2 separate regions of the Homo sapiens genome follow, and region 2 is linked to region 1. The links are chromatin loops, found by intact Hi-C in ENCODE. Cell type or tissue: Caco-2. All regions are shown on one strand. Links, peaks and the distances in the headings refer to the core of each region. The heading gives the core; the rest is flanking DNA.

Region 1 (5,999 bases), core at 463-5,462:
GATTTTTGAGAAACTATCCGAGTCATCTCCTGCTGTATCACAACTAACCATTCTCAGATAGTTTAAGAATCAAACACTGAGTCATTGGGATCTAATACATAGCTTAAATTGTGTAAATAAAAATTCAGCCATGTTTGAGTGGAAAGTTATCCATAAAGGAATTCATTTATAGTAATTACTGAGTGTTTTGTTCATGTCTTCCAAAAAATATTTGAGGACTTATTATAGGCCTTGGAGATACTGTTATCAACATAGGCAAGTCTCTCCTCTTTTGTAACTTACAGTCTAGTGGAGAATGAGGTGAAGATGGAGATGGAGCATAAATAATGAATGAATGAAAATGCAGGCTTATTCAGTAGTGAATGCTGTAATGAGATTTTTAAAAAATCACCTTGAAAAGCGGGTTACTGCAGTTTATCTCAAATTTTAACGTGCATGCAAATCACCTGGGGATCTTGTTGAAATAAAGATTCTGATTCAGTAAGAAAGGATGAGGACCAAGAATCTCGATATCAGCAAGCTCCCAGGAAATGGAGATGCTACTAGACTAAGGACCATACTTGGAGTGTCAAGACTCTAGATTCTTTTGGGGGTTGGAGCAGATGAAACAATTTACCTAGAGTAGGCAGAGTCTTGGGAATTGACTCTAGAATTTTGACAAGGTTCAAATACTTACAAAGAAATTCCTATTTTCCCATGTTGACTATTTTGAAGATTCAAAAATATATATCTCAAATTCTTTAAAAAAATTTGTGTCACCCCTACTTTGCTGGTACCTATTTCATAATATTCCACTGAAGAAAATATTCCACTGAAGGGAGGCAGCCAGACATTGGAATTCTATGTGCTATGCAGATGAAACAGCAAGTTCAAACACTCTTAAACAAAAATATCTTAGAAAAGAAAAGCATATGGCTACAGTTTAATGACTAAATGGAAGAGTGATTTGATATGAGAAATAGGCAGGAGAGTTAAATCATGTAGGACTTTATAAGCCATAGCAAAGAGTTTAGATTTTATTCTATATGGAAAGGAAAATCACTGAAAGATTTTTAAGCAGGGGAGTTTATGATCTCACATTTTAGTAGAAAAAATCAGGCTGCTGTAAAGACTCTATTACTACATGGCAAAAAGGCATAAATGAGGAGACTGGTTAGGAAGTTGAGGTGGGTACTGGGGTCAGAACCATCCCATAGTAGGATGTTAACAATGGAGATGGTTAGAAGTAGAGGTAGAACCTGTCAAGAACTGTGAAAGGTTTTTACCCTGTTGCAATCTACCAGGTTAGCCTGCCACAGTTTCAGAATCCTTGTGTCAGAAGACATGAGACTCCTGATTCAGAAACAAAGAACTTTATTACTCATAGCCATAGCAATAGCCAGAGTATCAACACTTCTGTACATTCCTTGAGTCCTGATTTCTTTTTTTTTTCTTAGATGGAGTTTCGCTCTTGTCACCCAGGCTAGAGGGCAATGGCGTGACCTTGGGTTCAGGCAACCTCTGCCTCCTGGATTCAAGCGATTTTCCTGCCTCAGTCTCCCAAATATCTGGGATTACAGGCACATGCCACCACACTGGGCTAATTTTTGTATTTTTAGTAGAGACAAGGTTTCACCATGTTGGCCAGGCTGGTCTCAAACTCCTGATCTCAGGTGATCTTCCCACCTCAGCCTCCCAAAGTGCTGGGATTACTGATGAGAGCCACTGCACCCAGCCTCGTCCTGATTTCTACAAGGCAACGCAGAGTGGGCTAGGACACCTGCATAAGCAGTACTCAAAAGAGGATCAGTGTTACTTACTTTCTTTTTGCCTTAGGATCAAATATACAACAGCATGGTGCTGTTATTGATCCTATCCTTATTTAAAAAGTTGACATTGTGTTCATCATGGGCTTAGCATTTTTGATGTTTTAAATATTGCATTATTGTCTTGATTAATGCATTTTTGATGCCTCCTTAAATTTGTATCTCAGGCAAGTGCCTCACTTGCTTCACACCAGCCCCAGCCCTACCTTTCCCCTAATAAGTTAGGATGGTGATTTGGGTGTCTGTCACCAACAAGGCATAAAATTTTGAGTTCCTCCCCTCTCTGAAGTTCCTCAGCATACTTAGTCTGGTGTGTATGGACTTCACCCACCCTTCAGGATGGGGAAATTTTAATCTAGCCTTAAGTAATATTTTCCTTAATCAGCTAAAATTAGGATGGGGGAGGGGAGTAGAGCAGCACAGTGAGAGAGCAGCTCCTTGCCAATAAATAAGACACATTTGTTTTCAGTTTTAAGCACTCAGCAGCTACCTATGGCTCAACCATATGAGGTCCAATATTTTTGTGCACCTAAAAGACTAAATTATGAAATAAGATCATCATTACTGTCACTATTGGCTTCAACTTTGATGACCCATTGACTAAGAAGCCAGAGCCTATAGCTTTCTGGCTGGAACTCATGGCTTGTTCACTTAACTAATTTGGCCTTTACTCACACACCAAGTGTGTTTTGCTTCTTTTTGATACAAAATTAACAGAGCATTTGCTCTCTCATCATGATAATATCTCTTAGGGTCTTGCCTTCTTTTAACATAAGGGTTGGGGAAGTTTTCCAGGGCTGTCGCTGATGGTAGGAATTTGTCTAGATTTCTTTGCATACCTTTCTCATTCTTTGTCAACACTGTAAACCAATCCAGGTGAGTAAGCGCCCAAATACAAATCAGTGCCTCATCTATATCTTCCCAGAAAGCTAAGTTCCACTGAAAAACAAACAAAACAAAACTCTGAATCCTTTGACTGTCATCTTGGAATGAATCTAAGTTTGGAATAAGAAACTACAGCTGGGGATTAATCCTTCAAGGGCCCAGCTGTTGCCATTCTTCCTTAACAAGCGTATGTGTCTTGTTGTCTCAACCTCCCAAGGAAACCAGTCAAAGTTTGAATGATTCACCTGGCTTCTACCTTCTCTGAAAGTCTCTCTCTCTCTCAATGCTCAGTGAAGGTACATGTCTCTGCAATTTTTGTGTAAAAGAGAGTGGAATTTTCTGCCTACCCAGGACAAATGTTAGTACTAGTTATTAGAATCAAGTGAATCTGAATCCAAATGGGGAGGAAATTCACCCCACTCTACCCTCCAGAGAAGAGTTAACAACAGCCAAGGCATCAGTCTAGCAGCTGAGTTTGAACATAATTCCTGTTCCTCAAACTTCGACCACATCTCCAAATCCTTCTCCTTAACAGGAAATAAAGTGGAACACTATTTATTCTTGGTTAATCATACAATTTGGTCAACATGTTTGCTAGTGATTCCCACAGACTTCCTCAAATTCTGTTAATCAGCCCCTGAAACGCTCATATTTTCTTTCTGAAAAAGCCATGTGTCTGTTGGCGTTTCTTCCTCATTGTCAAAACTGTCAAAGACTGTAGTGCCTGAGATTTTACTATACTTACAAGGCAACAAGTTAGCCTACCACAGTTTTACTAATGCTAGCAAAAACCTTTATGACTCACAGCAATAGCAGTAGCCAGAGTGTCAATATTTGCACAGGTTTCCTGAGTGCCACTTCTCACAGGGTTACACAAAGTAGTCCAGGTGACCCCTGTACCATCAGTGGGTTACATCACAGGAGAGGAACTCTGAGACTAGGGAACCTGAATCTTTTATAATGAATAGTATGCTGCCCTTTGTTCTAGAGGTAGGCACTGTCTCTATCTTCTAAAGCTCTTTGCTACACAAAATCCTTGAAAAGACATTCTGGAACAAAGGCAGTCAGAGCCTTGCTCACAAAATAACATGAGAGGCTCATGTAGAATAATTTCCCAACAGAATTTGCTGTTGGACTGGATGTGTAAGTGTAAAGGCAATGGTAAAGTCAAGGATGGTCTTTGGCTTGCACACTGGGTGGCATTTGGTGCCACTTAAACAGTGACACTTGGGGAAAGGGACCAAATTTTGATTACATTATTACGATATGCCTATTTCATTACCAAAAGAATATGTCATGGTGGCAGTTGAATATTTAATTCTAGAAGCCCACAGTATAGGTCAAAACCAGTAATAATTGATTTGGACATCATCAATATTTAAGCCATGAAACTCAGTGGGATGGTGAAGAAAGAGAGTCCACAACTAAGCTCTGGGGAACTCCAGCACTTAAAGTTCAAGTAGAATAGATAACTAAGACAAAGAACAACCACTGAGGGAAAGATGTGTCCAGGAATCCAAAAGGAAGGAAGTGATTAACTGTGTCAAGCATTGCTGCGAGTTCGACAAAGATGAAAACAGAGCATCGTAAGCTGGTAGTATTCAAAGGGTCAGAACACAGAATTACAGATAAAAACAGACTTTTAATAGTGTGACTTACTGAAGGAACTGGATAACTGAAACTATGAGACTGATATTTGGGCTTTGTAATAAATAAAAGCTATTTCAATTTTATAACAGGTATACTGAATAAACATGGTGCACAAACTATGATAAAAATGCAATTTTAGTGCTCCTTCCATTATCTCTTCAGTATTTAGCAAGGGTAATCATCCCCCACCTTGGGATGGAAATTCCTGTGCACGTATTCAAACACCAAATGTTCACTACATGTGAGGCTCAGTTCTGGTGCTGGGGATAGCACAATGAGAAAAAACATCCATGACCTTGGTAGGCCCATGAATTTATATGCTTTTAGGTAACATAAGGTACTACCATCATTTTCAATTGAAAATTGTCTTTATTAAGAAATTAAAATATATAGTCCTATGTAATGATCAAAACTGTGTCTTCACATTCAATCTCATTTCCTCCTGAGGTCTGGCCTGTCTTAGGCTGAGAGCCTGCAGTAGTTGGCATCTTCCTTGGTGCTTATGTTCCCCAATCCACCAGTTGCTACTTCCCTCTCAGCGCTGATTAAAGAGTAATAAGGAAGCAGTTGGACAGTTCTTTGTGGCTAGATGACTTTATGATCTCTAAGTCCACACATGGAAAGATACATCCTTCAGATGCCTGGAAGATGACTAGAGGGCGTTTTCATCTTTCATGTGATCTTTAGAAATTACCCTCTGGCCTTTTCCCCTGCAGGACCTTGAGTGAGTTGACTGGGAGATCTCTATTTTGATTTGTCTCTGGTGGCTCCATTCCCATTCTCAGGGCATCCAGCTATCCTACCCCAAGCCTCTTTCTGTGAAGGTCTCCAGGCCAAGACATAAGCCCAAGACCATGCATAATGGTTTTTGTGTGGCCCATCTTGTCCATGCATACCATTCACATAACCTTTGCTTTGATAAATTCTCAGAACAAAGGACTACCTCAAGACAGTAGCAAGTTTTATGCAATGCCAATAGAGCAACTAGCCTTTTCCTCACCTTCTAGATTTCCAAGGCAGGAATCAGGTCCCAATTCAGGGCATCCTCTTCCTGCAGAAACACCTGACTTTTTGTAAATGGCCACACTGAAGCACTCCTTGCTAGGCTTTCAGCGAGGAGACAAAAATCACAGTACAGCTTTGCCCAAGATCCCCTCCTCCTAAAAGCCTCTCCTCACCTCTTCTTGTAATGTCTTAAAGTGTGTGAGTAGTTTTAAGAGTTACAGAAATGCTTTTAGAAAAGGTTTCCTGGAAATTTTGCAAATTTGGATTTGTCTCCCCCTCCCATGATCTCTGATATCCTTCACACTGGCTTCAGAGTCATAGGCAGGAACTGAGGCAGAAAGAGGACAATGCTAACATCATATTATACATATACGTAGAAAACAAATTGTCCCAGATTCAGATTTATGAAGGCTTTTGCATCACAGAATCAGATAGCAGCTTGTTTTCTGAGAATTTGACAAGAAAGGAGCCTGCAATTAGGGGTCCCAAGGTGGAGAGCACTGGACTAGTTAAGAGAGACAAGAACTTTAAAATGACGAGGATGGATTATGCTTTCAGGATTCAAAGTAAGCAAGGCCTAAAGAATTATGCCACAGGGCAGGCTGAATTTTTTTTAAAAATCAAAAGTAAAATGAAGCATTCTAAAATTATGTG
Region 2 (5,999 bases), core at 462-5,461, 59 kb after region 1:
TTTTTTTGTTGTTTGTTTGTTTGTTTTGTTTTGAGACAGAGTTTCCATCTTGTTGCCCAAGCTGGGGTGCTATGGCGCGATCTCAGCTCACCACAACCTCCACCTCCTGGGTTCAAGTGATTCTCCTGCCTCAGCCTCCTGAGTAGCTGGGATTACAGGCGCCCGCCACAATGCCCAGCTAATTTTGTATTTTTAGTAGAGACAGGGTTTCTCCATGTTGGTCAGGCTGGTCTCAAACTCCTGACCTCATTTGATCCGCCTGTCTCGGCCTCCCAGATTGCTGGGATTACAGGCGTAAGCCACTGCGCCAGGCCTGGAGTCTCTTTTATAAGGACACTAATCTCATTTATGTGGGGAGAGCCACCATGAGCTGATAACCTCCCAACACACCATCTCTTACTACTATCACTTCAGTATTAATGGTATTTCAGCATATGCATTTGGGGAGACACAAACATTCAGACTGAGACAGCCAAGTAAAAAGGGCTCCACAGAAAACCTCCAATCAGACTGGCACTGGAAGAATGGGGTGGGGCCTTGGGAAGTTTGCACCCTTTGCAGGGGGAGGAGTCTGGCCCCTCTTATTCCTGGGTGGCAACCTAGGATTCAGTCTGTGAGATGGGGGCTTGCTAACAGGAACCCCTCTCACTTGGCTGAGTCTTTTTCCTTTTCGCCCAATAAATTCCATAACCCCTCACCCTTCAAAGTGTCTGCAACCCTACTCTTTCCTGGATGTGTGACAAGAACCCAGTGTCTTCTACAAGAATATCACAACAGATTGAATATGAACATAAGATTTTTTATGCATAGTTCTTAGATCCAGGTTTACAAAATTCTATCATTCTCCTGCAAAACCTCCCTTTCTAAAGACTCTATCCTGAGTTAACTACCAAAAGCCAGCATCAGATCAAAACCGAGACAAACTAAATTAACTGACATTCCTTAGTTTTCTCTTCAGATTATCTTGTTTAATGAAATAAAATAATTATCATCCTTATCTCAAAATTGATCTGAAAATTTTAAGAATGGTTTGTGATTTTTATATCATGTCTTAAGAGTACTTATTAGTGTCTGAAGTATATAATTTTAGCAATTCTGTTTTAGTTTTTTCATTTCTTGATCAAAATGGATTTTAGCTGTTTTCACTTATGCTCATAATGCATCTATATGCCTTTTTACTTTTTAATATTCTAAGAACGTATTTGGTTTTGGTCTTTTGAGTTAAATTGCCTTTTTAATTTAACTTGCACAGACTTACATATCTATTATCTGTCTATAAATTGTTCTAGGGAAAAAGAAAACAAGGGAAGTCATTTTACCAATCATCCTTCCATGTCTCTTAAGAACTGAAAATGGATACATATTTTGGTTTTAACAGTCCTTCCCCAAAGACCAAAGAAAATACTACATTAGCATCCAATAGATCTGATGAATTTGATAGAGAGACTCTAAATTGGAATCTGTGAAATAAACCCCTGGAGTGTTTGACCCTTGAATATAACAGGACAGAACTGTGAAGCGTTCCTTTTGTGAGATTCAATATTCCCAGAGGCTATACTGATAATGGAGATGAATTTGGATTTTGAAGGAGGTTTTGGCAAAACAATTTTAGGCTGATTTATAAACTACTCAAGCAGTTAAATATAGTCAGAAGTTGACAGAGAGAAAAAAATGATTTTCCTCTAACTGGTGGCATCAATAAAGACCCTGTTTGAGGAAAGATGACTCATTTAAAAGAAGGCACCAATAACTTGTAAGTCAGTTGAGTTATCCTCTGGGGTAAGTGTGATATTTGCCTCTAACTTAGTGTGCTTCTTTGCAAATCTCTGCCCATGAGGAATTGGATGAAAAAATGGCAAGATGAGAGCATTATGGCATGAAAAAACCACACAGTTAGAAAATTATTCCATCGTGACTATGCCACACTGCAGCTATACAACCTGGCGCATCAGTGTTTCCTGCTCTGTAAAGTCAATGTGTTTGACTCAAGGATCTTGTGGATGCTGTGGCACCTCTATTATCAGAGTAAAAATGCTTCTCTTTATCTGCTTTTTAATAAGGCCTTTTTATACCATTTTCACTAACAGAAATGTCTCATGTTTTTAAAAGAACCCTTTGGACACAATGCTTAGGTCTAAATTCTTCCCAATAAAAGGAGAGCCTTCAGTTCCTCTATCTCCCTGAGATAATGATTAGAGGTTTGGGAAGCCTTTTAGGCAAAGGCTAGAGGGCCATCTATTTAGGGGCATCTATTAATATTTAGGAATATCAGCAGCCTATTGTGCTAGCAGTTTATTCTCTGCTCAAGGTGCAAACTACACTAGAAAATCTCGTAACTTCACTCCAGCTGTCAGATTACATCTGCCACAAACACTGTACCGTTTTTATCTAAAATGTTTCATACCCTCCAGACACTTTATGGAACTAGAAGCCAACTACATTTGCCAGACCAAATAGACAGCTTGGTGTTTCCAGCTGCAGATGAGAAGGCAGCCCAGATAATTTGCTGTTCCCTCTAATTTCTCAGGTGATACACAAAGAACACATATTTCCCCCTTTCTCCTGCCCATTTCACTTTCTATTAAGACTTTCTCACTTTCCCAGGTCTGGGGATCTTATGACATTTTCCCAGGACACCAAGATATAAAACCCCAACCAACATTGCTACTGCTAAAGTAAACTTTTGCCTGGCTTGCCAAGATTTTTGGCCAAGAAATGAGATTTCCTGAGGGTGGCATTCCTTCTGCACTACCAAAGTCTCCTTCTGAGACTTTTTGGTCAGCTTATGAAGCTTCTCAAGGCAAGTGTCTGGTTAGCATCTCCCTCCCTCCACTCTGGAAATCTTAAAGCTGAAAGAATGAATGAATGAATGGATGAATGAATGAATGAATGAGAAAGACAGAGAGAGAGAAGGAAGGAAGGAAGGAAGGAAGGAAGGAAGGAAGGAAGGAAGGAAGGAAGGAAGGAAAGAAAGAAAAGAAAAGAAAGAAGAGAGAAAGAGAGAAAGAAAGAAAGAGAGAAAGAGAGAGAGAGAGAGAGAGAGAAAGAGAGAGAGGAAGAGAAGAGAAGAAGTCCTCTTAAAAAATAGCCTGAGAAACTGGGCTATGTTGACTTTTTTTTTTTTTCTGTCAGTAGGAAATATTTATTCAACCTCACTGCTAAAAAAAAACCAAAACAAACAAACAAAAAAACCTAATAATTTCAGGAAAGCTGCTGTTTCTCGTGTTCTGATCTCCGAGCTCCCCCTTGTGCCCTGATGGGAAATTGATTCAAGAAAGAAATAAAGGTCAGCACATTTAAGCTGTAGTGTTCAAGCAGCTCCCTAAAGTAGTGGTCAGCACACTTCAGTGCGCATCACAACTCTAAATGAAGATTTATCAAACATGGCTGAAGGACTACACCCTTTAGACTGTCACATTTTAAATTAGCTTTTCATAAAACTAAAATTTGGAATACATTTTGAGAATCTGTCTCAGAAAAAAAAAAATCCAAAATGTGAGTTAAGAAAAAATCTGGTTCACAAATTTCAGTAGACATCAGAATTGCCTTGTGGTTTTTAAAAATGTTCCTATGCTCAGCATCTAAGATTCTATATTTTTAGGGAAGGCCCAGAAATTAATTTTTTAAATAGATACCCCAAGGTATTCTGCTGCAGGTCATCTTGATAAACCTGGCAAAGATAGTTTACTTCCCTAAGTGGCAGATTCCTGGAGGTCAAAGGAGAAACAAGTTTTCCTCTCCAAATAGGAAAAATTCAGTTTCTACATGCCATCGCTTAACTCCAGGAGACTATTTTCCTTATTACAATTAAAGCATCAGAACACACCTTACGAGAGTTAGAGTGATGTGTTTCCTAAAGGACAGACCTAATCTTCATTAACATCATCTACTTGAGTTAGAGGCCTGGAGGAGGCTTTGGAAGCTATTGAAGTAGACTCCCAGAGACTACAGGTTAATTGTTAGGTTCACAATATGGCCCCCAGATGTGCTGTAGTAAATAGAATAAGCACCTGAACTCAGAACTGTATGATGGCATATTAGAAAATGATGAAAGACACACTCTTTTATTGCTAGAATCTCTGACCACACCTTTCCTTGGAGGGTGGCTTGTTGCCTTGGTTCTAGCTTGGAGGCTGGCAGAGGGATCCTCTACCACAGGATGCCCTTTTATTATTATTAGGTACTACTCTTGTTGCATCCATCTCTCACCTTGAACAGGTAAAAAGAATAATTAAATCATAGGTCTATGAGAAGTGGAAACACGCAGTTGGTGAAAAGAGAATGTCAGTATGCCTTTATGCCCAAAAATAAGCCCAAAATACTGTGTTACCCCTGTAACTATTTTTAGGATACATAAGTAGTTGAAGCAATGCTTACACCACTGATTTCCAATCCTGATGTGACATAAGCAGGACAGGTTAAAATCTCCCAAGGGTTACTGTGAAACTATCAAAAACAAAATTAATATAATCATTTTCTCTTTAAAAATATATACTTTTGCTAATTTGATAGAGAAAAAAAATCTGCAAATCAAGCTATGATCCAAAGGTATCTTAACTCAGCAAAGATTAGAAATAAATAATCTGGCTGGGTGCAATGGGTCACACCTGTAATCCCAACCCAGCTTGGGAGGCTGAGAAGAGAGTCACTTGAGGCTAGGAGTTTGAGACCAGCTTGGGCAATGTAGGGAGATTCCCATCTCTACAAAAAATTTAAAAATAATAATAATTTTTAAAATAAAATATAAAGTAATAAATAATCTTCATGTTGAAAAATGAATATCTGAAAAATAAAACTGAGGAGGCATTCAAGTGTCACTCATGCTATTAAAGCAGTCTGTATTTAAGTTGACAATTCTGAGCCTACAAAATTGTTTTCTTGTTGTTTTCCCATCCAAAGCGAACTGCATTATTCAGATCTTCACTATAGAGGGCTATTGCCTTAATGCTAATTTGTGTTAAATGAAGCACATTATGTATTTTATAAGTCAGACTTACCTTGGTGATTCTGCCACCATTAATCAATAAACTGAAGAGCTAGAAATCGATAATATAAATTACCCTGGCCCCCATACCCTTCCAGAGAAAAAAGCTATGACTCAGAGGTTAGATTACTTAATCTTGATCACCCAGCTAGTTAATTGTTGATCTAGTACCATAATCAGGAAAGCTACTAATCCAGCTCTCAAGGAAATTCAGGCTAAACAATAAAATAAATACAGGGATACAAGCAATATAATTAATTTTATATTTCTTCAAGAGAATTAGACACTTAACACAAACAGGACAAGAATATGTCATACAAGAGGCTAGGAAGTCTTTAGATTGTACAAGGACCTATTTCTCTTAATACACACTCAGCACATTCCCTACAAAAAAAAAAAAAACCCTACAGATTGTTCTGTTTTCTTTCTGCTTTATGTTCATAGAGAATATGTTTTAAAATAGTAACATTCTGGAGAGTTTTTCTTCCTCATGGTAAACACAAATCATATGGAAATAAGGATACCTGGGGACTGAAATCACTCCTGCTCCAGATTTAGTAGGATTACACCTCATTTTCACAGCAGTTGATCGGCCATTAATACAAGATGTTGTTGCTGTAGAAGACCTATTGTAAGCCAAATAACATTTTTAAAAAACAGATATAATACAGATTACAAAGACAAAAATATGGGAATAATTGCTCTCAGACTTCATGAACAAATGAAAAAGAAAAATGTATTAAAGTTCACTAATTTGTAATTTTAATACAAATTCAGCTCATTTACTTTCATTGCCTATGAAAAGTTGACTACTTTCCCAGGTAAAGTGATATGTTATCATCAAAGTATTTAGTAAAGATATAATTTTAATAAAAATTATAATCAAAAATATTCTTAAGGGAACAAAGACCATGTCTACTTAGGCCAATGCTTTGATATATGAATTATAAATAATTATTGGCGAGACAATGAAATAGAGTCTCTTTACTGCCAATGTAAGTGAATACACACACAC

The links. Peaks named below come from ENCODE experiments on the same cell type or tissue, not always from the same donor. Only the 100,000 strongest peaks of a DNase experiment are listed, where the experiment ranks them.
Region 2: it touches region 1 in a loop (3-fold over the local background); 3 of 110 quality-filtered maps call a loop at or near these places.

The regions. Positions count from the first base shown.
Region 1 is chr7:86,843,474-86,849,472 of GRCh38, forward strand. All of the region lies in intron 4 of GRM3 (glutamate metabotropic receptor 3), which reads left to right. Among named protein-coding and RNA genes, the nearest start is that of GRM3-AS1, 43 kb to the left of the region's middle. In Caco-2, for the core only: no CTCF peak of the experiment used is centred there; a DNase peak (open chromatin) is centred at 3,568.
Region 2 is chr7:86,902,162-86,908,160 of GRCh38, forward strand. It overlaps ELAPOR2 (endosome-lysosome associated apoptosis and autophagy regulator family member 2), which reads right to left. Exons shown (of 22, transcript NM_001142749.3): 18 at 5,509-5,610. Among named protein-coding and RNA genes, the nearest start is that of GRM3-AS1, 100 kb to the left of the region's middle. In Caco-2, for the core only: a CTCF peak has its summit at 3,229 (motif pointing left); no DNase peak of the experiment used is centred there.